Linked DNA regions of Mus musculus: all the other regions are linked to region 3. The links are chromatin loops, found by intact Hi-C in ENCODE. Cell type or tissue: gastrocnemius. All regions are shown on one strand. Each heading gives the region's core, and the rest is flanking DNA. Links, peaks and the distances in the headings are about the cores only.

What was found. Hi-C counts contacts between places; a loop is a spot of excess contacts. Peaks named below come from ENCODE experiments on the same cell type or tissue, not always from the same donor. Only the 100,000 strongest peaks of a DNase experiment are listed, where the experiment ranks them.
Region 1: a loop joins it to region 3, with 2.7 times the contacts of the local background. A loop is called at or near these places in 21 of 42 quality-filtered maps.
Region 2: a loop joins it to region 3, with 5 times the contacts of the local background. A loop is called at or near these places in 21 of 42 quality-filtered maps.

What each region holds. Positions count from the first base shown.
Region 1 is chr1:119,904,413-119,912,028 of GRCm38, reverse strand. Tmem177 (transmembrane protein 177) reads left to right here. Exons shown (of 2, transcript NM_175106.4): 2 at 875-4,139. The coding sequence starts at 1,082. The coding sequence ends at 2,017. It overlaps Gm28209 (a long non-coding RNA gene), which reads right to left. Exons shown (of 3, transcript XR_003948701.1): 2 at 7,263-7,385. Among named protein-coding and RNA genes, the nearest start is that of Tmem177, 5.0 kb to the left of the region's middle. In gastrocnemius, for the core only: no CTCF peak of the experiment used is centred there; a DNase peak (open chromatin) is centred at 4,589; H3K27ac peaks cover 195 bases.
Region 2 is chr1:119,891,445-119,899,060 of GRCm38, reverse strand. It overlaps the pseudogene Gm3551. Among named protein-coding and RNA genes, the nearest start is that of Gm28209, 7.3 kb to the left of the region's middle. In gastrocnemius, for the core only: a CTCF peak has its summit at 3,855 (motif pointing right); a DNase peak (open chromatin) is centred at 3,875.
Region 3 is chr1:119,815,105-119,822,720 of GRCm38, reverse strand. The region is part of intron 1 of Ptpn4 (protein tyrosine phosphatase, non-receptor type 4); the gene reads left to right. It also overlaps the pseudogene Gm8338. Among named protein-coding and RNA genes, the nearest start is that of Ptpn4, 18 kb to the left of the region's middle. In gastrocnemius, for the core only: a CTCF peak has its summit at 3,847 (motif pointing left); no DNase peak of the experiment used is centred there; H3K27ac peaks cover 1,164 bases.

The DNA.
Region 1 (7,616 bases), core at 1,614-6,613, 89 kb before region 3:
CAGTGAATTCTCTGTGTCCTCAGACTCTATATTTGGTGATACCACCAGCTACATATCAAAAAATGTTTTGGAAGGAAAATTTGTATCTGTACTGAACATGGCTTTATTTTCTGGCCTTTAATTCCTAAGCAATATAGCATCACAAATTACAAATGTAGTGTTTGCATTGTAATAGGTTCTGTAATAACAAATACTAAGCCTTTTTGTAAGAGATGAGCATGTGAGGATCTTGGAATGTTTGTATCTTGAATCTAATCCTCTAAGGATATGCACATATAGTATTTATGTATAAATGTGTGCGTTTAAATATTCCCTGTGTTTATTAGTGTTACATGTATTTCCTAGTACAGTTGGCTGTCTGTGTCCATGCATATTCAATCAGCCAAGAACTGAAAATATGCAAGCAAAACTGTGTCTGCTGAGCAGGCAGACATTTTAGTCGTAGTCTAGCTCTATATGTAGTCTTGTGTTGTAGTGGGTATTATAAGTAGTATGGAGATAACTTAAAGTATGTGAGAGGTGGGTATATATATATATATATTTTATGAGAGCTCATATGCAAATGCTATGCTATTTATATAAAGCAACTGATGGTCTTTGATTTTTGGTATCTGTGGGGATCCTGGAAGTAAACCCTTGTAGCCACTGAGGGACAGCTGTATACGCAGTGCTCTCAGAACTGTGTCTAGCATACAGTAGGTGATTAAACATGTGAATCCTAAGTCAGTTAGAGAGTCACTCTAGGATGAGTGGTGGTTGGAGAGAGGCTGTCGAATACTTAGTGCTGTGTCTAGCCATGGCAATACAGCCATTGCCAGAGGATGTCCACCACTGTGAGACACTGAAATGTCCTCTCTGTATTTACCCATCACAGTTGCTCTACACCTGGCTGCCAATGGGAAAGCTGATTCTGTGAAGCCTGAGGTGTCGGACTCTGGATGGAACCCGTACTCTCAGCCACAATGCAGTGTCACTTCAGTTAGGAACATTGTGGCCCCGGAGGTTGTTTAGCCCACAACCTGACAGAACCATCGGCTGACTTCTCTTCTTCTTGGCCAGTCTATCAGCAGAGGCAGTACTCATGGCTGGTCCTCTGTGGAGGGCTGCAGCCTTTATACAGAGACACAGAACAAGCCTATTGGTGGGTTCCTGTGCAGGCCTGTTTGGGGTTCAAATCTCATTTCACCTCTTCCCAGATCCCATAGTCCAGTGGCTCTACCAGTACTGGCCTCAGGGCCAACCAGCTCCTCTTTCCCCTCATCTGTGGAGCCTCTTCCAAGAGGTGCTAAAGGACATAGGTGTCCCTTCGGGTCACTGCTACAAGCCTTTTACCGCCTTCACTTTTCAGCCTGTGAGTGCTGGATTCCCACGGTTGCCTGCTGGGGCTGTGGTGGGAATCCCTGCCATCTTCCTGGGTGGCCCTGTGACCAACATTGAACACTCTGTGATCATACATGGGCAAAGAGTGGATTGGCAAAGCCCAGCAGGCACCAGGCTGAGAGATGCCCTGACCATGTCTCATAATGCCCAGAAGTTTGCCTTGGCCAAGGAGGTGGTATACCTGGAGAGTGGTGTGGCTGCCCTACAGACCCTGCCAGCCCCAGCTTGCCTAGCAGGAACATGGGCAATAAGTGTGGGTGCCAAGCATGCCCTGGGGCTCTACGGAGGCCCCATGAGCTTGCGAACTGCCTTTAACTTGGTGGCAATAGTGGTAGGCTATGTAGCCTATACCTTTTCCAAAGACTCTCTCACTCTTGCCCTGGAAGGCTGGCTGGACCGCCGCACGGCCTCTCTGTCTGCAGCCTATGTCCAGGGTGGAGTGGAATTCTATGAGAAGATTCTGTCAGGAAACTTAGCCCTACGCAGTCTTTTGGGCAGACAAGGAGAAAAGCTGTATACACCAAGTGGAAACATTGTCCCCAGACACTGGTTTCGCATCAACCATTTGCCCTACACCACCCGCCGGGACTCTCTACAACAGATGTGGAGGGCAACAGTCAGCCCAGGCCGCTTCTGAGAATCCAGGCAACAGGGCAGTCCTGGCTTGCATAGGCACTGCCTCGTGATGAACTTGAGATGAATCTCTTAGTGTGGTTGCACCCACAGCCCAGGGTCAGAAGAGTGACCGTCTTTGGAGTTAAACAATTCAACTCTGTCCTCGCCATGAATAGACTCTGGCTGAGCGTGAGTCCCTATATGAATCTTGAGTCTTGTTTACCTCAACTATGAAGTGGGGAGGACTGATTGTAGGGTTGTATGAGATTGTGAGCCTGAGGGCCTGGTAGAACGCAGCATAAATAAACAGGGCTTTCTTCCCTAGTGGTCTCTGAATTCCAGTGGACTGTGGAAGTCAAACCATGAGTCACCACCAGACATGTTTCTGATATATCCACCCTTTCTTTCTTGCAGTGGAGAACTGCCCTAATCTACCAGATAGCATATAGCTAATTTATCCCTTGCCTTGATCCTTGGACAAGAGACCCTAGCAGGACAAGGTGAGGAGACTTGTGATCACAGAGCTAGACCTAACTTGGCCATTCACATCATCTTCTCCTTGGAAATTCTCTCTTCCCTGGGCAGTCTTGAAGGATACCAGCCTGGGTCCAGTGTAACTCAGAGGAAAGGCCACACACCATAGGAAGGGTACTCTGGTGGCTGTGGTAGGCTGAAGAATGGCAGGGTGGGATAACCAGTGGCTTCTACTCAGACTTTGTATGTGGTTTAGAGTTGAGTGCACTGCCAGCCACGGGTCCTTTCCCCTGGTCATGGCAGGCTGAGCTCTTGAGGACAAGGGACTCTAGAGCAGAATACAATATGGGACTGATACGTGGATGGTGTTCTAGCTTTCTCTTCTGTAGATGTGATAAAAAAATACTCTGACCAGAAGCAACTCTAGTAGGAGAGGTTTACACTTCTAGATCATATCCTCCAATCCATCTTGGAGGGAAGTCAGAACAGGAACTCAAGTCAGCCCTGGTGTCAGGGACGATGAAAGAATGCTGCCTTCTGGTAACTCTTAACTCCCAGTCTCTGCTCAGCTAGCTTTTTATACAACCCAATACTACCTGCCTATGGATGCTACTATCCATCCATTAATAGTGAAGATAATCCCCCACAGACACACAGAGACCAGTCTTCAGTTGAGGCTTTCCCTTCTCAGGACTGTAGGCTTTGTCAAGTTGACAAATCTAACCAGGACAGATGGATAAAGTAGTTACTAGATGGATGGCTCTCCATCCAGGCTGACAACACTCTACATCCCTCAGTCACTGCTGTTGCTGTATGCTGCTAGCTAAGGGCCAAAAGTCCACATCAACACCCACATGGAAAAGTATGGACACCGTGGCTCCATCTTCTTGGCCCTTAACACTCTAACACTACACTATCTACTCTTAATCTTGCGAGGAACCAAGATGGTGGCAGCAGGCCCCTCAATTTATTTGCTCAAGTGCTAGGGTTTAAATATGGAAGCTGTGTCCCCATTGTGGCAGTGTTGAAAGTAGGGAAGCCTTTGAGAGGTGGGGCCCAGTGGGAGGTGATGAGGCCCTTTGGGGTATCATCTTCAGGAAGGATTTGTGTTGGCCTTGCACAGTGAGCTCTGGCAGGCACAAGTAACTAAAGCTTTGGTTTACTTTAGTTTTTGAGATGAGGTCTCCCTGTGTTGCCCTTGCCAGCTCAGCCTTCTGAGTAGCTGTTGCTGCAGATGAACCACCATACCAAGCACAGTTGTTAGAATAAGAGCAAGACCAGTGCAGAGTCCACACTGTGGTATACATCTGGAATTGCAGCATTTTGGGCAGGAGGATTATTAGTTTGAGGCCAGCCTATGCTACACAGTGAAACCCTGTCTTAGAATAATAAACATGCCATGGTGCCTCACACATGTGAACCCCAACACTTGGTAGGTTGAAGTGGTTAGAGGTTAACATGGGTTACGTAGTGGTGAATTCTAGGCAAGACTGACCTAGGCCAAAACCCTATCCAAAGAGCAAGTCCTTCCCCCATGGCTTCCCGATATTGTACCCTCTTCCATGACACCTTCTTCAAGGTGTCACCAGAGATGAGCATGAAGAAGAAGGTGATATTTTCCTGAACCTCCAGAATTATGAGCTAAATAAACCTCTTAAAAAAAAAAAAAAGATCCAGCCTTAAGTTTTTTCTTGTAACAGCTGAAAACACCAATACAGGAAGCTAGCCCTGGGTAGAGGAGGAAACTAGTCCCTGAAGTAGCTGCTTATTTCTCTCTCCTGCTCCTGGTCGAAATCTTAGTTTCCACTCATAGACTTTCCCATGTGTTTACATGCTCCCTGCTCCCACAGTCTTAGCTAATTTGCACTCTCTCTCTCTCTCTTTCTCCTCTCTCTCTCTCTCTGCATGTGTGTGTGTGTGTGTGTGTGTGTGTGTGTGTGTGTGTGTGTGTGTGTGACCATATTCAAAGGGACCTGAACTTTACCCTCAAGGTGACAGATTCTGGCTTCCCAGCTTCTGGCCCTGCATTCATGGGGTGTGGCCAACCTTTTGTCTGGAAGCCATGAAAGCCTCTTCAAACCTGCAGTGGGAGCAGATTTCCCTGGCAGCTGTAACTGCCTAGATCCATCCAGTCACCATATTCACATAAAGCTGTGCATGGGCACGGTGACAGTGCCCCCTGAAGCAGCTTCCTCCAGTGGGGACTGTGGCTCTGAAACTCCCTCCCCACGGGCCCAGGAAACCTTCCAGAGAATTCTGCTGTCTCTGTACTCTCTGATGTCACAAGGACTTTTTGGAGCTGGGAGATAGCTCAGTCACTAAAGTGTTTGCTTTGTAAGCTGAGGACTGAAGTTTGATCTGTAAAACCCACATTAAAAAAAAAAAGGCCAGGGTTCTAACTGGGGAGTCAGAGACAAGTGGATTCCTGAGGCTCGTTGACCAAGCACCCTAGCCTGTTTAGTGATTTCTAGGTAAATTGAAAGACAGTTTCCCAAAAAAGCATGATTAAAGATAAAATTGGGTTAAAGTCACTTGCCACCAAACCTGACAGCCTGACACACATACCTGACAGGACCAACTCACACAGCTGTCCTCTGACCTCACCTGTGTAATGACACACACTCACATACACACACACACACAAATAAGTAAGTAGGTAGGTAAATGATTAAAATGTAATTTAAAAGCTTTTTAAAAGATGGTAGCAAGGCTGGAGAGATGTCTCAGTGATTAAAAATCACTTGCTGCTTTTCTAGAGGACCCAAGTTCAGCTTCCAGCATTCGCAATGGGCCGCTCACAACCACCAATAACTCCGGCTCCAGGGGATTGATTCAACACCTTTTGACTTCCTTGGGCACCCACATACTTGTAGCATGTATAGAAGCAAAAATTAAAAATATATGTAGTGACTAAAGAAGATGTGCCCCACCCCATACAAACATCCCATCTCTCCTGTCTCTTCCCCCTTGGTCATTCATAGGCCCTCAACCTCATGTTCTCCTGCCTGGTTGTCTAATCTCAAGGGACCTCAGCTAACACTGTTGCTCCCTCATCCAGGCAGACATATGAGCTCCTAGGGCCTCACTCCTGCCCTCAAGTGGCTCTCAGTTCTACACTCACACCTCAATGATAGCGCATGAGACCAGAGCATAGGAGATGCGTGAAGGAGCACAGGAGAAAGGGTCTAATTCAGCTTGGATTGAACGTACAGAGAGGACTTCCAAGAAGACATGCCCTGTTCCCTAAATCCGAAAGACTGACCCACATAAGAATGTCAATGTCCATACATGACACTTGTTATGTGCCATGTGTTTTGCATACATTTGCTTATGTGATTCCTGCAATATTCATATTACTCTGTTGCAGTCTGAATATTTGTGTCACCTCCAAATTCATGCACTGAAACTTGAGTCTGTCTGCTACTATTAAATGGTAGGCCACTAGGGAGGTGTCCTGGTTTGCTGTGACCAGACACTAACCAAAAGCAGCTTGAAGAGGAATGCATGTATTTGGCTTACAGGTTACAGTCCCTCATTAAGGAAAGCCAAGGCAGGATCAAGGCTGGAAGCTGAAGGCAGGAACTGAACCTGAGACCGTGGAGGAATGCTAGTTAATGGCTTGCTTCCAGGCTCACAGTCACCTTTCCTATACAACACATGACCACCCATCCAAGAGTGACATAACCCATAGTCACTTCACTAATTAGCAGTTTTAAAAAATGCTCCCCACAGGCCGGGCTGTGGTGGTGCACGCCTTTAATTCCAGCACTCCGGAGGCAGAGGCAGGCGGATTTCTGAGTTTGAGGCCAGCCTGGTCTACAAAGTGAGTTCCAGGACAGCCAGGGCTACACAGAGAAACCCTGTCTCAAAAAAAAAAAAAAATGCCCCCCACAGACAAGACCACAGGCCAATCTGATGGAGTCAATTCTTCAACTTACGTTTCCTCTTATTGAGATGACAAAACCATCAGGAGTGGCAGCCATGCCCTAAAGGACTTTCCCAAACTACAGTAAACATGTGTGTGCATGCTTGTGGAGTCTGGACAGTAATGTCAGTTGTCTTTTCCTGATCTTTTCATCTTTACTTTTTGAGATAAGGTCTCTCACTGAACCTGAAACTTTTCCACTCAGACAGGCTGGCTGGACAATGAATATCATGGATTTGCCTGGGTCTGTGCCCACTGCCATTTTCAGCATTTAAAAAATTATTTATTTATTCATTGTATATGAATGTTTGCCTACATGTATGTATATGCACCATGTGTGTGTCTAGTACCTGTGGAGGCCAATAGAAGATGTTGGATCTTCTGGAACTAGAGTTATGAATGGTTGTGGACTGCCATGTAGGTGCTAGGAACTGAACCAGGGTCCTCTGTAAGAGCAGCAACTCTGGGTCATGCCATTAACTACTGAGTCATGTTTCCATCCCCATGCTCAGCATTTTTTATGTGAATTTTGGGCATCTAAACTCAGGTCCTCATGCTTGCATAACAGACACTTCACTGGCTGATCCATCTCCCTAATCCATTTATGGATTAGGCTTCATCCTGGCCTGGTACCCTTAGAAAAGCAGCAGTAGGCAGCACTGACCTCTTTCCTGCTCCTGCTCCTCTTGCCCCTGCCCCTGCCCCTGCCCCTGCCCCTGCCCCTGCCCCTGCCCCTGCCCCTGCCCCTGCCCCTGCCCCTGCCCCTGCCCGACAGTCAGTGTTCAGAAAGCATTTGCTGAATGAATCAACGGGAGAGAGACTGATAGTAGAAGCAGCATCAGGAAGGAAGGTGTATTGTAGCTTATACCTTCAGATGGTTTTTAGTCCATTGTGGCTGTGAAGGTGTGTTGGAGAAGCTCAGTCGGTAGTTCCAATAGTGGCTGCTCACTTCACTGGGGATGTGCTGGTCAATTCTGACAATCCAGACTCACTGAGGAAGAGAGTTTCAATGGAATTGTCTAGATTAGGTTGACCTGAAAGCATGGCTGTGGGGGAGTGTCTTGATTGCTAATTGATCTAGAAAGACCCAGCACTATTTCCTAGGTCACAAACTACGGCTAGAAAGCCAGCTGACAGCAAACAAGGAAGACTTAGGTTCCCTGTTCTCGAGAGACTTGTGGCTGTGCGGTGGTTTGAATGAGATGAACCCTATATTCTCAGG
Region 2 (7,616 bases), core at 1,614-6,613, 76 kb before region 3:
CCATGTAGAAAGCTGGGAGTGGCAGCTGTAACTCCTGTGCTGCGGAGGGTAGAGACAGGAGGATTCCCCTGGGTAAAAACAAAGCTATCGCAGCTGTGAAGGACACCTGGGCAGATCCTTGAGGATCATAGTTGAGCCAAGGTGTGGCTAAGTAGGTGGCTGCTGGGTCACTGTCCACAGCACTGTGAGTTTTAGGGGGACTGGACCTGGGGAGAAACCCTGTTACTACTGTCCCTTTGTCCCTGACTCCCGTGACCACAGGACTTAGGCAGGGAGGTAGCACTTGACACAAAGCTGCTGCTATCAGTTACTTCCCACATTGCTGTGACTAAACGCCTGGCAAGAAGCACCTACAGGAAGAAAGGTTTGCTTTGGCTTATAGGCTGCCAGGAGGCCACGGCATTGGGAGCACGAGGCAGCTGGTCACATGGCATCTGAAGTCATGGACAAGAGCATGAACAGAAACTGGGTCAGGCCATAAGGTCACAAGGCCCAGTCTCAGTGGCCCACTTTCTCCAGTGAGTCTGCAACCCACAAACATTGTCTTAGTTTAGCTTTCATTGCTGTGAAGAGATACCATGACTGTGACAACTCTTATAAAGGACATTTCATTGAGACTGGCTTACAGTACAGAGGCAGGCAGATCTCTGAATTTGAGGCCAGCCTGGCCTTCCTCGACTTCCAGCAAGCCTGCTTCTTTCTGCTACTAAACACTCTCTTTACTAGAGACTCTTCCTCCCATGCTTCCTTGTTTCCTTGCTTTCTTTCTTTGATTTTTGCTTGTTTTGTTTTATTTTTCAAGACAGAGTTTCTCTGTGTCATCCTGGCTGACCTGTAACTCACTCTGTAGACCAGGCTGGCCTCAAATTCAGAGATCTGCCTGCCTCGGTCTTCGGAGAGCTGGGATTAAAGGCCGGCGCCGCCGCCTGGCTTAGAGTCTCTGGGACACTTAGATCCCTCTGTGCCTCATTGCTTCCTAGCAGCCCACGGGGTGTACGAGTGGCAGTCAGGATTGTGTTGCTGCCCTAACCTAGACAAGAAGGGGAGGGAGGCTCGGGGTGTCTTGTTGGGTGTCTTCCACTGGTGGCCATCACAGAATGGTTACTGACAAGATCAGAGGAAGCATATGTCACCTTTGGTTCTCTGTACCTTGTTGCCATCCTCAGCAGTTCAGTGGTGACAAGAGTAAATTGGCTCTCTTAGGAATGATCCCATGGAATAATTGCATGTAGAGTTGAGCGACTCTGGAGTTCAGGTCTGGCTTTCCTTTCTCAGATGCTTTGCCTCTCTCAGGATGCTCCCATCTCCATGCACCACCAAATGCAGGACATCCGACTCTCCTTTCTGCGTAGACAGCATGTCCTGCTCCAGGTCCATCCAGGTGCTCATGCCTTCAATAGCTCCTGCATCCTGGACTTTGGTGTTGGTAAGGATTGGTCCCGTTCTTTTCTGTTTAGGTACCAAAAATGTATATGAACATGTGTTTGCTTCCTCCTTACCACCTGTGGCATGGGGATATCTCCTTGAAGTAGTCTTTTAAAACTGTTCTCCTTTGCAGTAAGGAGATTAGCGTACCTAGAGTCCAAAGAAAAGCCTTCATTGTGAAATGAAGCTGTTCCATGGTATCTTTTAGAAAGCATGTGAGTGATGTTAAGGCCTAGGTAAAAGTTAAGGCCTAGGTGGATTTCCAAGTTCGAGGCCAACCTGGTCTACAGAGTGAGTTCCAGGACAGCCAGAGCTACACAGAGAAACCCTGTCTAGAAAAACCAAAAAAACAAAAACAAAAATAAAAACAAAACATGACTAATGCTGGCAAGGATAGGGGTAGAGGCACCTTTTATGCATAGCTAGTGGAAATATAAACAAGTTTACCACAACAGAAATCAATATGGAGGTTCCTCAAATAAGAAATAGAGCTGCCATATGGTTGAGCTGTTCCCTTCTTGGAAATAGAGCTGACGGCCTCTAAGTCACCAGACTTCACCCTTGCTCACCCTTGTTTGTTGCAATGCTATTCACTACAGCAGAGTTATGGAACCAGCCCAGGATGTCTGTTCATCAAGAGAAGAATGGATGCAGGACATGTTTCCATGGGAAGCAGCCAGCAGGGATGCGATGCTTCTGATTACAGCTAGACCTCACAGACTCTTTTCCCTGTTGCTGACAGTTGTACGAAAACCCAGCTCCCGGAGGATCGTGCGCCACCCGGTCTGCCTTAGAATGGAACGGTGCTTGTATTATCTACTTTTCCTTGTGCATATAGAGCGCATAGGGGCCTGCGGGTGTATGTCAGATGTCTTCTGCTCTCCACCTTGTCTGTCTGTCTGTCTGTCTGTCTGTCTGTCTGTCTGCTTGCTTGTTTGTTTGTCACACAGGGTCTCCCCCTGATCTCCGAAGCTCACTGATTGGCTACCCTGGCTGACCAATGAGCTCAAGGGATCTCTTTGCCTCTCAAGATGTGGCATGCATAGGACCTATTTTTCTCCCCCTGCCTGCCCCCCTTTTCCCTAGAACCTCATTCCTCAGAAAGGCGAACTTGAAGTAATTGTACGCAAGTTGCCACAACTTCTTGGTGAAGTTGGAGCTCCAAATAGAAATGTAAAATTCAGAGCAAAATAAAATTACTTTTGTTAGCACTTTGCCTAAGCTCCGCCCCACAGTTACCTGGCAACAGCTAGGTTGCCTGGCTTACTATAAAAGGGGCTGCTTGGTCCCCTCCTCGCCTCTTGCTCTTGCCTTCCTGCTCTGACTCTGTCCTCTTACCCCTCTTCCCATTCCCCATCCCCACATGCTCATAGTCAGCTTCTCTTCTCTCTTCTCTCCTCTCTCTCTCCTCTCTCTCTCTCTCTCTCTCTCTCTCTCTCTCTCTCTCTCTTTCTCTGCCTCTACTACCCTCTCAACTCCCCTCCCCATGCCCTGAATAAACTCTATTCTATACTATTCTAGTCGTGTGGCTGGTTCCTCAGGGGGAAGGGATGCCTCAGCATGGGCCCGCAGAGGCACCCCCTTCCCCTATACCTCACCACACATCCACCAAAACACATCCCCCCTCTCCTTATCTTTTAAAAAACAGAACAACTTTTCTTTTCACCAGAGTCAAGAGACAAATTGAGAGTAGCATGGGTCTGGGGGAAGGGCAGGGGCCTGGGCACTGCAGTGGTGGAAGACTTGAGTCTGAGTCAGATTGTTCTTGAGCCAGGGAACAGAAGATGTCTCAACCAGTGATGTGTTTGCCACACAAGCATAAAGAACCTAGTTTGGATACCCAGCACCCACTTAAAATGCCAGCTGTGGTGACACTAGTATTCATAGCTCTGAGGAGGTGAGACAGAAGGATCTCTGATCCTGGCTGGCCAGCCAGTCCAGCTGAGTCAGTAATCTCTGGGTTCAGAGCTCTAAAAAACAAAAAGAGATAACAAAAACATGCAAACAAAAACACAGAAGAACTGGGGAGATGGTTTGGTGGGTAAGGACACTTGTACAAACATGAGGACCTGGGTTTGCCTCCCCAGCACCAGTGTAAAAAGCAAGGCATGACTGTGGGTGCCTGTAACCCCAACATTGTGGGTGGGAGCAGATGGACCCCAGGAACATGCATCCATACACACATACACATACATGAATGTGTACACATGCAAGCAACATGTAATTTTAAAGTCTGTGCTATGTATGTCCATTTAAAACAGCTACAGACGCTGTTGCACTCCTGTTCTGTATTGTAGCGAGCTGAACCCAATGGACCTCAGAGGTTTATGGGGATTTTGTGGCAGGGAGGGACTTCTCAGAGTCTGAGTGCCCAGAATCCAGACAATCTGTGAATGCCAGCTGGCACAGGTTAATGCAGGTGTCCCTCTGGCCAGCAGGGGGCGCAAGTTCCCCGTGGCCCCGGGCCAGGCAGGCTCCCAGGAGTCTCTGGGTGGAGAAAGACAGCAAGAAGGCCTGAAGGCTGAGATTCTAGCATTTATTAATAACCCTCAAGGGGGAGTGCAAGTGTAACCACCCCCCACCAGGGTCAGCCCTAGCCCCAGCCCTGCGATGTCCTCCAGAGTCTTCCCCTGCTCTCCCCAAGCCTCTTCCTCATCTGTAATCTAGCAAAGGCCGGCAGGATTTCACGGCCATTATGGTTTTCCAAGGCCTCTTGGCCTGAGGGAGGCTTGGCCTCTGGTGTTTCTCAGGTTCTCCAAGCCTGTAAGCTATAGAGAGAACCCCATCAGTTAGGGCACAGGAAATGACAGATGTTGAAGAAGAATCATGATCCGAGAAATCAATCCAAATGTCCTCCATTACTAATGGAAATAAACAAATCGTAGACTCATCGTGTTGCGTGATGTTCTTTAACTGGTAAGAACTCTGTCTTGGGGCTGGGGGTGTGGCTCAGTTGGTAGAGTGCTTGTACAACATGACAAAGTCCTGGGTTCCATCTCCAGGACACATAACCAGCATGGCAGTGGTCATAGAACTGGAGGGGACGGGGCTGAGGGTGGGGGGATGGGATGAGAGGATCAGGTGTCCAAGGTCACACATGGCTTCCTTTTTGCTAATTTAATATTAGTTTCTTAATTTTTTAAAGATTTATTTATTTACTCTATGTATTTGAGTACACTGTAGCTGTCTTCAGACACACCAGAAGAGGGCTTCAGATTCTGTTAAAGATGGTTGTGAGCCACCATGTGGTTGCTGGGATTTGAACTCAGGACCTGTGGAAGAACAGTCAGTGCTCTTAACCGCTGAGCCATCTCTCCAGCCCCATACTTGGCTTCTTAAGGAAGCAGCCCCTGGGATATGTGAAACCCTGTCTCAAGGAAAAGCTGTCTCAGTGCTGGGGTCGGTACCAGCGTCTGCTGTTGTGGGTCCCTGGATGATGTGACTCTCCTTGACTTTGCCTCTTAGGTTCTGCATCTGTACCGCCCCATGCCTGGTGTCTAGAATGGCCTGATGCTCCATGAAGAGGGACGCGGCTGAGGGAGAGGAGAGTGTCGACATCACATTCAAATTTAGAAAGTGTTTGGAAGGAACAGTCTAAAAATGCTTGCCTGGAAGGGGAAAAATGCTCTGACAAAAAGCAAAAACGAGACATACTGGACCCTTGCTCCATTTAGACATCAGTGCGTATACCCATAGAACTGTAGTCTTAAGATTCATAATATCATAAATCTATGAGATGGTGCATCTTATAAGAAGAGGAGAGGAGGAGGGCAGGAGGGGAGGGATATACAGAAGAGGAAGGCAGCTAGATAAAGTAGGCCACATGAGCTCAGATGGCCTGGATTTTCCTCAGCCAGACTCTCACCCAGCTTAGAACTGGAGGAGGTAGCATTTCTTAGAATCTGTGCTCTCTGACTGAATTCCTCAGTTTATCCACTCATAGAATGGGCTGACGAATACAATCATTGTGTTCTCTGTGATGCCAGATGGAGCTCAGTGTGTGTGTGTGTGTGTGTGTGTGTGTGTGTGTGTGACTAACCCTGTGTCCAGGTCATTATAGGACTCACCAAGTGTGAACTTCCCTTCCTGTCCCCTAAGTCACATTGATGTGGGAAAGTCTCTGCTCTAGCTGTGAGCTAAAGAAGGGAGGGAGGGAGGGAGGGAGGGAGGGAGGAAGGAAGGAAGGAAGGAAGGAAGGAAGGAAGGAAGGAAGGAAGGAAGGAGAAAGAGAGCAGGCAGGCAGGCGGGCTTTGAGACAAAAGCCTTGTACTGTGCCTGTTTTTTCCCTGACACTTCGTAAGCAGTTGAAAGGTAGTGAATGGACAGGTGAGTGTTCTGCCTCTGCCCAGCTCCTCTCTGTCACTATGTGTGTCCAACCTCAGCCTGTGGACCACATGTGACCCAGGGCTAAGGAGAGCTACAAAAACTGCTCAACATAAACTCTCACTTCCCCTAAACAAGAGATTGTTTGAGATTTCCCCAAGGATTGCACAGCGAGCACTTTACCAACAGAGGGACCGCCCGAGCTACAGAGACTCTTCAGTCTGCTTAGAGTTGGCCACGTGTGCATGTGAGTGTGTGTGTATATATCTATTTATTACCTTGGCCACAAGACATAGCCTGATGTGGGGAATGTCGTATTCTAGGAACAAGCACTAGTGTTATAAGAGTAGAAGTCCACAGAGAGTCGCTCACCACAGTCCCGTTAGGGTATGTCCCCTGTACCTGCCCCCTTACTATGTATCTCTAGCTTGGAGTCTTGCTCCATAGACCAGGCTGGCCTCGAACTCACAGTCATCTCCCTGCTTCTGCCTTCCAAGCGCTGGAAGTAAAGGCTCTCACACCCAGTTCCCATGTTTATATGTCTTCTGGGGAGAGGATCAGGTGCATGTGAGTCCACAGGCCAGAAGACAGCACCGAAACCCCAGAAGCTGGAGTTATAGGCAGCTGCAAACTGCCCATGGTGAACTCTGTAATGCAAACTTGGGTCCTCTCCATGAGGCACAAATGCTCTTAACCACTGAGCCATCCCTCCAGCCCCATGGTCTCCACTCAGGTGGCTACCCACTGGCCCACATCCATTCTGCACACATCTCTTCCTCTGCTTCCTCTGCTCTGTGCCACAGAGGGCATGCTGGGTCTCAGTCGCCAACTTCCTTACACCCACCCTCTCCTCCCCCTTGTCGTTGATTACATTTGTGTTTGGGTAGTTGTTTTGTTTTGTTAGTTTGCTTGGAGCAACAATTATGTACTCAGCTGAACACACCCCATCCTGGGCTGGACCGTGGTCCTGTGGCTACAGAGTTGTGCAGCCACTGTGGCTGGCTGGCCTCTTTGTTCTGGAAGGATCACATTGCCCAAGGACTTTCATCTGTATCTCCTTGGCCTAAACTTGATCACAAGGTCCCTGGTAACTTCAAGAGTACCAAGGAAGCAAGCCTTTTTTAGCTGCCGGGTAGGTACACTGTCGACCTGAACAAAGTCTCTGTTTTATTCATAGGAACACTGAGAAAATGGATTTGGGGTAGGTCACCAGCAGGACCACTGTGGGAAATGAGGCCAAATCTCCCCAGGCTTTCAGAGCTGATGGCTCTGGGCAACAGCCGTTGACTCACTCTGGGTTCTCACTGACAGGCCATATTGACACAGTACAGCCCTTGCTTTATTTGCCAGAGAGGACTGACTGATCTAAAAGTGCTGGCTGCTGTCAAACAGTGCTGAAGGTAGTGCCTCTGCCCCAAGAGCTGCACTGTTCAAGGCTCTCCACGAGATGTAAGGAGTCTCCATGGTGACCTCAGGCAATGGGATGCCATGGGCAAAGTGCTTTATGAGTGAGAGCTCTAAGAGGCATGCATGGGGTGGAGGTCTGGCTTAGTGGGTACAATGCCTGTTTAACATTCGAAAAGCCCTGGGTTGGAGTCCCAGCACCACACATTAAGCAGGCTGTGGAATGGGGCCTGAGAAGCAATACCAGCAAAAATGGAAGTCAGACACCATAGGTAGTATCCCCACTGTCACTGAGGTACTGCACACCCAGAATGCCTACTTGTGTACCCACTCAGTGACCCCACCCCTGGCTCGAGGGCAGGGCTCCAGGGCAGCACCTTCTGGCTCTGCCCTCAGTCCCAGGCCAGCAGTGACAATCTCAACTCTGAGTTCTTTGTTTGGCTTCCGGTCTCCATCCACTGTGT
Region 3 (7,616 bases), core at 1,540-6,539:
ATCTGTCTTCTTATAGGAAAAGCTTTAAAATTTTTATTTTATGTACATATGAATGTTTTGCCTGCATGTGTGTGTGTATGCAACTATGTGACTATGTGTATGCCTGATGCCTACAGAGGCCAGAAGAGAACTTTGGATCTCTTGAAACTGCAGTTGTGACCTACCATGTGAGTATTGGAAAACAGACACTGGTCCTCTAGAAGCCATCTCTCCAGGCCCCTCCTTGCAGGAATGTTTTATCAGCTCTGGTTAAGAATATTAAGTTTAACAGTTACTAGGATTGTTTCATTCCCTTGTTGTAGTTGTATTACCAGTTACACAGTTAGATTTGTTTATTCAGTTTTTGAAAGAATAGACTTTTAAACAGTTTGGCATTAGAAATGATTTAGTTTTAGAACTAGGTTATGCAGAGATACTGTAGTCTTGCAGTTCATGTAGTCCTGGACTGTCCAGTGGGTAAGCATTAACCAGAAGTGACAGCTTGAAATTCATTAAAAACCATTTGAGGCTGAGGGTATCTCTCTTTGTGCTGGAGCCTTTGAGTTCATATGTAAGACCCAGGATTCAGTCCTCAGTACTCATTAAAAGACAAATCCATAAGCCATATTTACCACATTTTAACTGTTTAGTCATATTCATTCTATTCCCTTAACAGAGGAAGAAATCATAGCTCAGAAAAATGGAGTGGCTGTCTCAAGGAAGCTGTGTTTGTTAAAATTTAGGATATTATCTCAGTGGCTTTCCAAGCATTCTAAATGTTTTTGTTGTTACTAAAAAGGAATGACCTCTGCAGCTGCTTTTAAAGCTCTCCTACAACATAGTAACTTCAGAATATCTATCTATCTATCTATCTATCTATCTATCTATCTATCTATCTATCTATCTATCTATCTATCTATCTTCAAGACAGGGTTTCTCTGTATAGCCTTGACTGTCCTAGAACTCTATCTATCTATCTATCTATCTATCTATCTATCTATCTATCTATCTATCTATCTACTATTTTCAAGACAGGGTTTCTCTGTATAGTCTTGACTGTCCTAGAACTCACTCTGTAGACCAGGCTGGCCTTGAACTCAGAAATCCGCCTGCCTCTGCCTCCCAAGTGCTGGGATCAAAGGCGTGCCCCACCACTGCCCGGCTCAGAATATTTATTTTAAGAACTAATAATTGGTATAATGGATGCCCTGTTTTTGCTGCCTCCTTCATTCATTTGTGCAACAAAAACATTTTTTGTTGTTGTACAATGACTTACTTAGGAAGTCAATTTAGGAACTTTTTTGTTGTTTTTAACCAGGAGGAAAAAGCTGGCCCCCTGTAATTCCCTCCCCCAACTTCCAACACATAGGAGCAGTGAGTTCTTTATATCTTAGTTTAACTTTTTTTTTTTTTTTTTTTTTTTTTTGAGACAGGTTCTCTGTTAAACCCTGGCTAATGTGGCTGGTTTGAAACTTGTTAATTTCTAGGCTGGCCTTAAACTCAGAGATCTACTTGCTTCTGCCTTTCAAGTACTAGGATTAAAGATGTTTGCCACCAATTTAGGCTAACCTCTTAATATGTAAATAGAAATGATTTCATTTCTGTTCTCAGTTTTCTAGTAGTGTTGAAATAGATTATACAATGGATCAAATAGTAGATTCTTCCATGGGTGACAGAAAAACACATTAAGAATGATTTTAGCTTGCAGAAGTAGAAGTCATTAAGATATGGTGATTAAGTAGGTCTGTATTCAAGTGCCTCTCCTAATTTTGCTTGTACAATCTTGGGCCAGTCACCTAATCCTTCTAGCTGTCATGCCTAACCTTTTAGCTTTTCAACAGTGTTCTCATCTCAAAGTATATGCTTGAGAACTGTGCACAAGACTCACACACTCACACACTCACACACACACACACACACACACACACACACTCACACACTCTCTCACATACACACTCACACACACACTCTCACATACACACACACACACTCACACACTCACACACACACACACACTCACACACACACACTCACACACACACTCACACACTCTCACACACACACTCACACACACACACACTCACACACACACTCACACACACACTCTCACACACACTCACACACACACTCTCACATACACACTCACACACACACACACACACACTCTCACACACACACACTCACACACACACACTCACACACATGTAAAATAATAACAAAAAACAAAACCCTCAAGGTTGTAAGTTTACAGTTTCGTTTTTGTTTTTTACATCTGTGTGTGCAGTTGCCTTTAAAGACCTCCCAGGAGAGCCATGGCCTGGAGCAAACTGCTGCAGCCAAGGGGACGGACGTTCTCTACTGCATCTAGTTGCCAACTTAGTGAATACCAGCAAGAGCAATACTTTAGGCCACTGCGAAATCCATGAAGTCCATGGTGGGGCACAGGCCTGCATAGCACAGTGTGGGTGGGGATCCCCTAGCAGCCCTCAGGTTACATGAACCTACAGATCCATATGTCATCTAGATGGCATCCATGCACCACCTAAGTTTACAGTTTGTGTTGGGTAGCATTCATAACTACCCTTAGCCATGGGTGCCTGTAGGCTGCTAGTTGAACATCTTTGCATCTGCAAAGAGATAAAAATAGTGAACTATCACTGTTTTAAGAATGAAGTGATAGAAATAAAGTATTCTAGTTAGTATCTAAAAAGCAATGTCAACACTTAGTGACATGAAGCAATCGCCATTTTATGATTTCTAGATTCGATGTGTGAGGAATTCTAATGTAACAGGGCCCAGGAATGATTGTTGTTTACTTTTCTACAATATAATATATGCTTACTGGGCTAGGAATACTGGGGAGTCAGAATGCTTGGGGAATAGAGGGACCCTTTCCAGGCATGCTTGTTTATGTGTCTCATGACACAAGCATAGGCTATAGATTGGAGCTCTTATTCATGAACTTGTGGCAGAGGGAGGGAGATATGCTAGCTGAGTTTTGAGAGAAGTGTCCTTAGAATGAGTAGTCCAAGAAAATCAGATAGAATATAAAGCCTCTGATGGTCTTAGAAGTCATTAAGGCATTTTCTTCAATACTAGCAAGTAACCAGTCTTCTGTCTGCAAGGCAAGCTTTATTCCTAACCCCTCCAAATTATTTCTAAAGTACTTTATATTGGTTAGCTAATATATGAGCTATAGGAGATGCCATGCTTTGAATAATTCTTGAACCACAGGTTACTTAGTTGATTAAATAAACAAATTAATCTTTGGCATCTGATAGATTGATTTCAGCCTTTAGTGGCTGGAACACTAGCTACTGCATTTTCTAGCCATGTAAAGTTGTCAGGGTTATGCCCCCTCTTTTTTCATCTTTAGAAATAAAGTTAATATCTCTCTATGACCATTTATAAGAACAGGTTGACAGTAAGTAGGTATGCATACTATATATATAAAATCTTTCAGGTCGAGTGTTAAAGCTCAGTAGATATATGTACCAGAAACTTGTTATGTTAAAGGCTAGTACTGAATAGGTATGCATACTATGTATATCTTTCAGGTCCAGTTTTAAAGCTCAGTATATGTGTGTGTGTGTGTGTGTGTGTGTGTGTGTGTGTGTAGCAGAAACTTATGTTTAAGACTAGTACTGAATATTAATTTAAATATTTATTTATTTGAGACAGTCTATCATGGAGCTTAGGTTGGCCTTTAGCTGGTTTTATAGTTCAGTAGAACCTAGCATTTCTGATTCTCCTGCTTCTACTTCCCAAGTATGGGGATTAGAGGCTTGGACTATCATGCCAAGTTCATAATTTAGGTACTGAAGTTTTAAAAGTAGCATGCTGCCCCCTAGGGACAACACAGTATTTAATCAATTGTGGAAATTTCTCATCTTTGGCCTGCATAAGCTTATGTTTGGAATTAGTATTAACGTTAGGCAGAATTAAGTTTTGGGTTCTTTCTTTGTTTGCCTTGCTTTGGTTTTCAGTCCTCTCCCCTTCCTCCCCTTTAAAAGAGAACTAAGCTTTTATTTCTATGTTTCTCAGATGAAGCTGGCTGAGTTGGTTGCTATGAGAGGATTAGTCAAAGAGATCAAATCTCATATCCTCCCCTGATTTCTGGCTCTTCTTGGCTTCAGCCTTGGTTAGAACAGCCAGCAGCAGCAACAGTGGTGGTGGTGGCAACCATAAGGGCAGCAGTCACAAATGCAGATCGATTGGCCAAAAAGACCTTGACCTTTCAAGTGGGAAGGTGTACTCAGTCTCCTCAAAGCCAGGACCTACTTGTATCCATTGACAATAGAGTATGGTACTAAGGCCAAAGTCAGGTAATCAGTCTGCAGACAAACACTGGCAACATTTGGACACCTTCTAGGATGTGAGAATGCATAGTCTGCTCTGTGATGCCAAGTACTTCCAGGTTGTAAAGGCTGCCGTGTCAAACATCTGTTGGATGATCAGCCCAGAGGAGAAGGGGGAAATGTTCCATGTTCACAGTGAGGCTTCACTGGCTACTACTTTGTCCTCAGTTTTTATTAGCTAGCTGTACATCACTCAGAATATCAATGGTACCTCTAGAGATTTTAGTGGTGGTTCCTAAAGCCTGGAAGAAAGAGGTTATCAGACCCCAAACCAGTGTGCTGAGCTGGCACAGTTACCTCACATGGGGTGAAGGCACCAGCAGCTGGCACCTTATTGGCCAACAGCAACTAATCTTGATAAGGTCTTTAAAGTCCACATTACCCTGGATATAAAGCAGCAGTTTCTCCAGAGCTTGGTTATTTACCAGACGCCCCTTCATGGCCTTGCACATCATGGTGTTCTTGCCCTTTAGTACCACAACCTTCCCTGTGGATCTGTTGCATCTTCTTGGAGCCCACATTGTTTGCTCCCACACTGAAACATTTTGGCTAATCATCCAAAAGTTGGATGATCTTAAGGAAGTAGTTGGACTTCGAGGTCGCTGTATCTTTCCTGGACATTGTGATGGTGCATCAGGGATTGCCACACAGGGTTTAAAGACTCTGTCACTCCAAAGAGGATAACTGGTGATCCCCTCTTTATTGTTATTATTGTTATTATTATTATTATTATTATTATTATTATTATACTGGCATAAGTAAATTTAGAATTCTCTCTTCTCAAATTAACTGAGTGGCTTTGTATTTTTATTTTCTTTTTGAAATTTTGCTAGCTTGCTATTTCCTTTTGAAATCTATTTAATTTGGGAATATGTTTTTTTTTTTTTTAAAGAATGGAACTCCAACCAAATGTTTATTTAGAATAAAAGATTAGATCATAAATGACGAAAGCTAATACTACAATTTTATTTTTGTTTTGTGGGGTTTTTTTGTTTGTTTGGTTGGTTGGTTTAGTTTGGTTTTTCGAGACATGGTTTCTCTGTGTAGTGTAGTCCCAGCTCTCCTGGAACTTGGTCTGCAGACTAGGCTGACCTTAAACTCAACAGAAATTACCTGCTTCTGCCTTTGCCTCTGTCTGCCAAATGCTGGGATTAAAGAGGTCGCTGCCACCACCATTCAGCTACATTTTTTGGTTTGTTTTGTTTTTGTTTTTTTTTTGTGATTCTCAACCTATGGGGCTTGATCCCTTTGGGGGTGGTATATCATATATCTTGCATATCAGGTATTTACACTATGATTCATAACAGTAACAAAACTACAGTTATAGTGTAACAAGTATTTTTATTGAGTTTAGTTTGTATCCTTTGCCTTGATAAATTTGTCCTTTTTGTGTGTAGGCTTCTCTTTATTAGCTCATATTATCTGTAAATGAAGATACTTTTACTTCTTCCTCTTATTTACTTTCTTGCATTAATCTATGACTTTGATGCCTGTCCAGGTTAGGGTTTTACTGCTGTGAGTAGACACCATGACCAAGGCAACACTTATAAGAACAACATTTAATTGGGGTTGGTTTACAGGTTCAGAGGTCATCAAGGTAGGAGCATGACAGCATCCAGGGAAGCATGATGTAGGAGGAGCTGAGAGTTCTACATGTTGTTCTGAAGGCAAACAGGAAAAGACTGTCTTCCAGGCACTTAGGACAAGGATATTATAGCTGCTGTTCAGAGTGATACACCTACTCCAACAATGCCCCACCTCCTAATAGTGCCACTCCCTGTTCCAAGCATATGCCTAAATAAAACTATCATTGATATGATGGTTACGGTGACTTTTTCATATATGCCCTTGGTTATATTGAATATATTATGTGTAGTATAATATATTCTTCTAGTCTTAGCCTGCTGATTGGTTTTGCACTGAGATGAACATAGTTCTGCACCTTCTGGCATCCTGGATTCCCAGGAGTGTGCAGAGAGCTTTTCAGTCTTGTGGGTAGATATATCTCCTTCTCCAGTCGGCACTGTTTTTGTTTCAGTCATCTTCTTTTCTACTCTAGTAGTTACTGATACTTTTGGCTGTTATGTTATTGAATAATCACTGTTGATAATTTTTCAAAAAGTGCTTGGATAAAAGGATGTAACAGTCAGGTTTTAGATAAAACAAGCATGCTATGCTAGTAGGATTTTTTTAGGTATCTGTTAAAATGGTTAGATAATGGTTTCTCTAGAAATTGGGACTTTGAGGAAGCGTCATGATCTTTCTTTTCTGATCTAGTGGTTGAAAGATGTTTCTATAGCTTTTACAATTGCTGGCTTAATGCTCCCCTTCTCTGACATTTTACTCCCTTTTATTGAGAATAGATTTCCTCACATAATATATCCTGATTACAATTTACCCTCTCTCCATCCCTCCCAGTTCCTCCTGATTTTCCTCTTATCTGGAGTCACATGTTTTTTTGTCTCTTACTAGAAAACAAACTGGCTTCTAAGGGATAATAATAAAATAAGATTAAAAACTAACACATCAGAGTTAGGACAAACTAACAGAAGTAAAAGAACTCAAGAGTAGGTGCAAGAATCAGAGAGCTACTTGTTGAAACACTCAGAAATCCCATAAAGAAAACTAAACTGGAAGCTGTAACATATATGTGGTGGACATGCTGCAGATCTGTACAGGCCCTAAGCATGCTGCCTTTGTCTCTGTGAGTTCATCGGAACATTGATCATGATGATTTAGAGAACCTTAATTTCTTGGTGTCATCCATTCCCTCTGGCTCTTAAACTTTACACTTCTTCTTTGGTGAGCCTTAGGGAGGGATTTGATAGAGATAACCAATTTAGGGCTGAGTGTTGCAATGTCTCTCACTCTCTGTTATTGTCTAGCTGTGAGTTTGTTTGTTTGTTAATCATCTGCAGGAGGAGGAAGCTTTTCTAAAGATGACTGAGCAAGGTAGTGATCTCTGAGTATAGCGAATGTCATCAGGAATCATTTTATTGCTGTTTTTTGTTTTGTTTTTGTTTTTTTGGTTGTTTATTTTTGAATAAGTGTTTGGTTTTATTCTAAGTCCCTTGGCTATCTAGTCTCTGGACTTTAGTGACCCAGGTCTGGTTTCTATCTTGTAGAGCAGGCCTTAAGTCAAATCAGACATTCATTGGTTACTCTCATAAGCTTTGTGCTTGGCATATACTGTCAGCAGGGCAGCATTGTAGATCAAAGGGTTTGTGTCTGGCTTGGTGTTTTTGTTTCTTTCTTGGTAGCATATAGAGTACCTTTTTG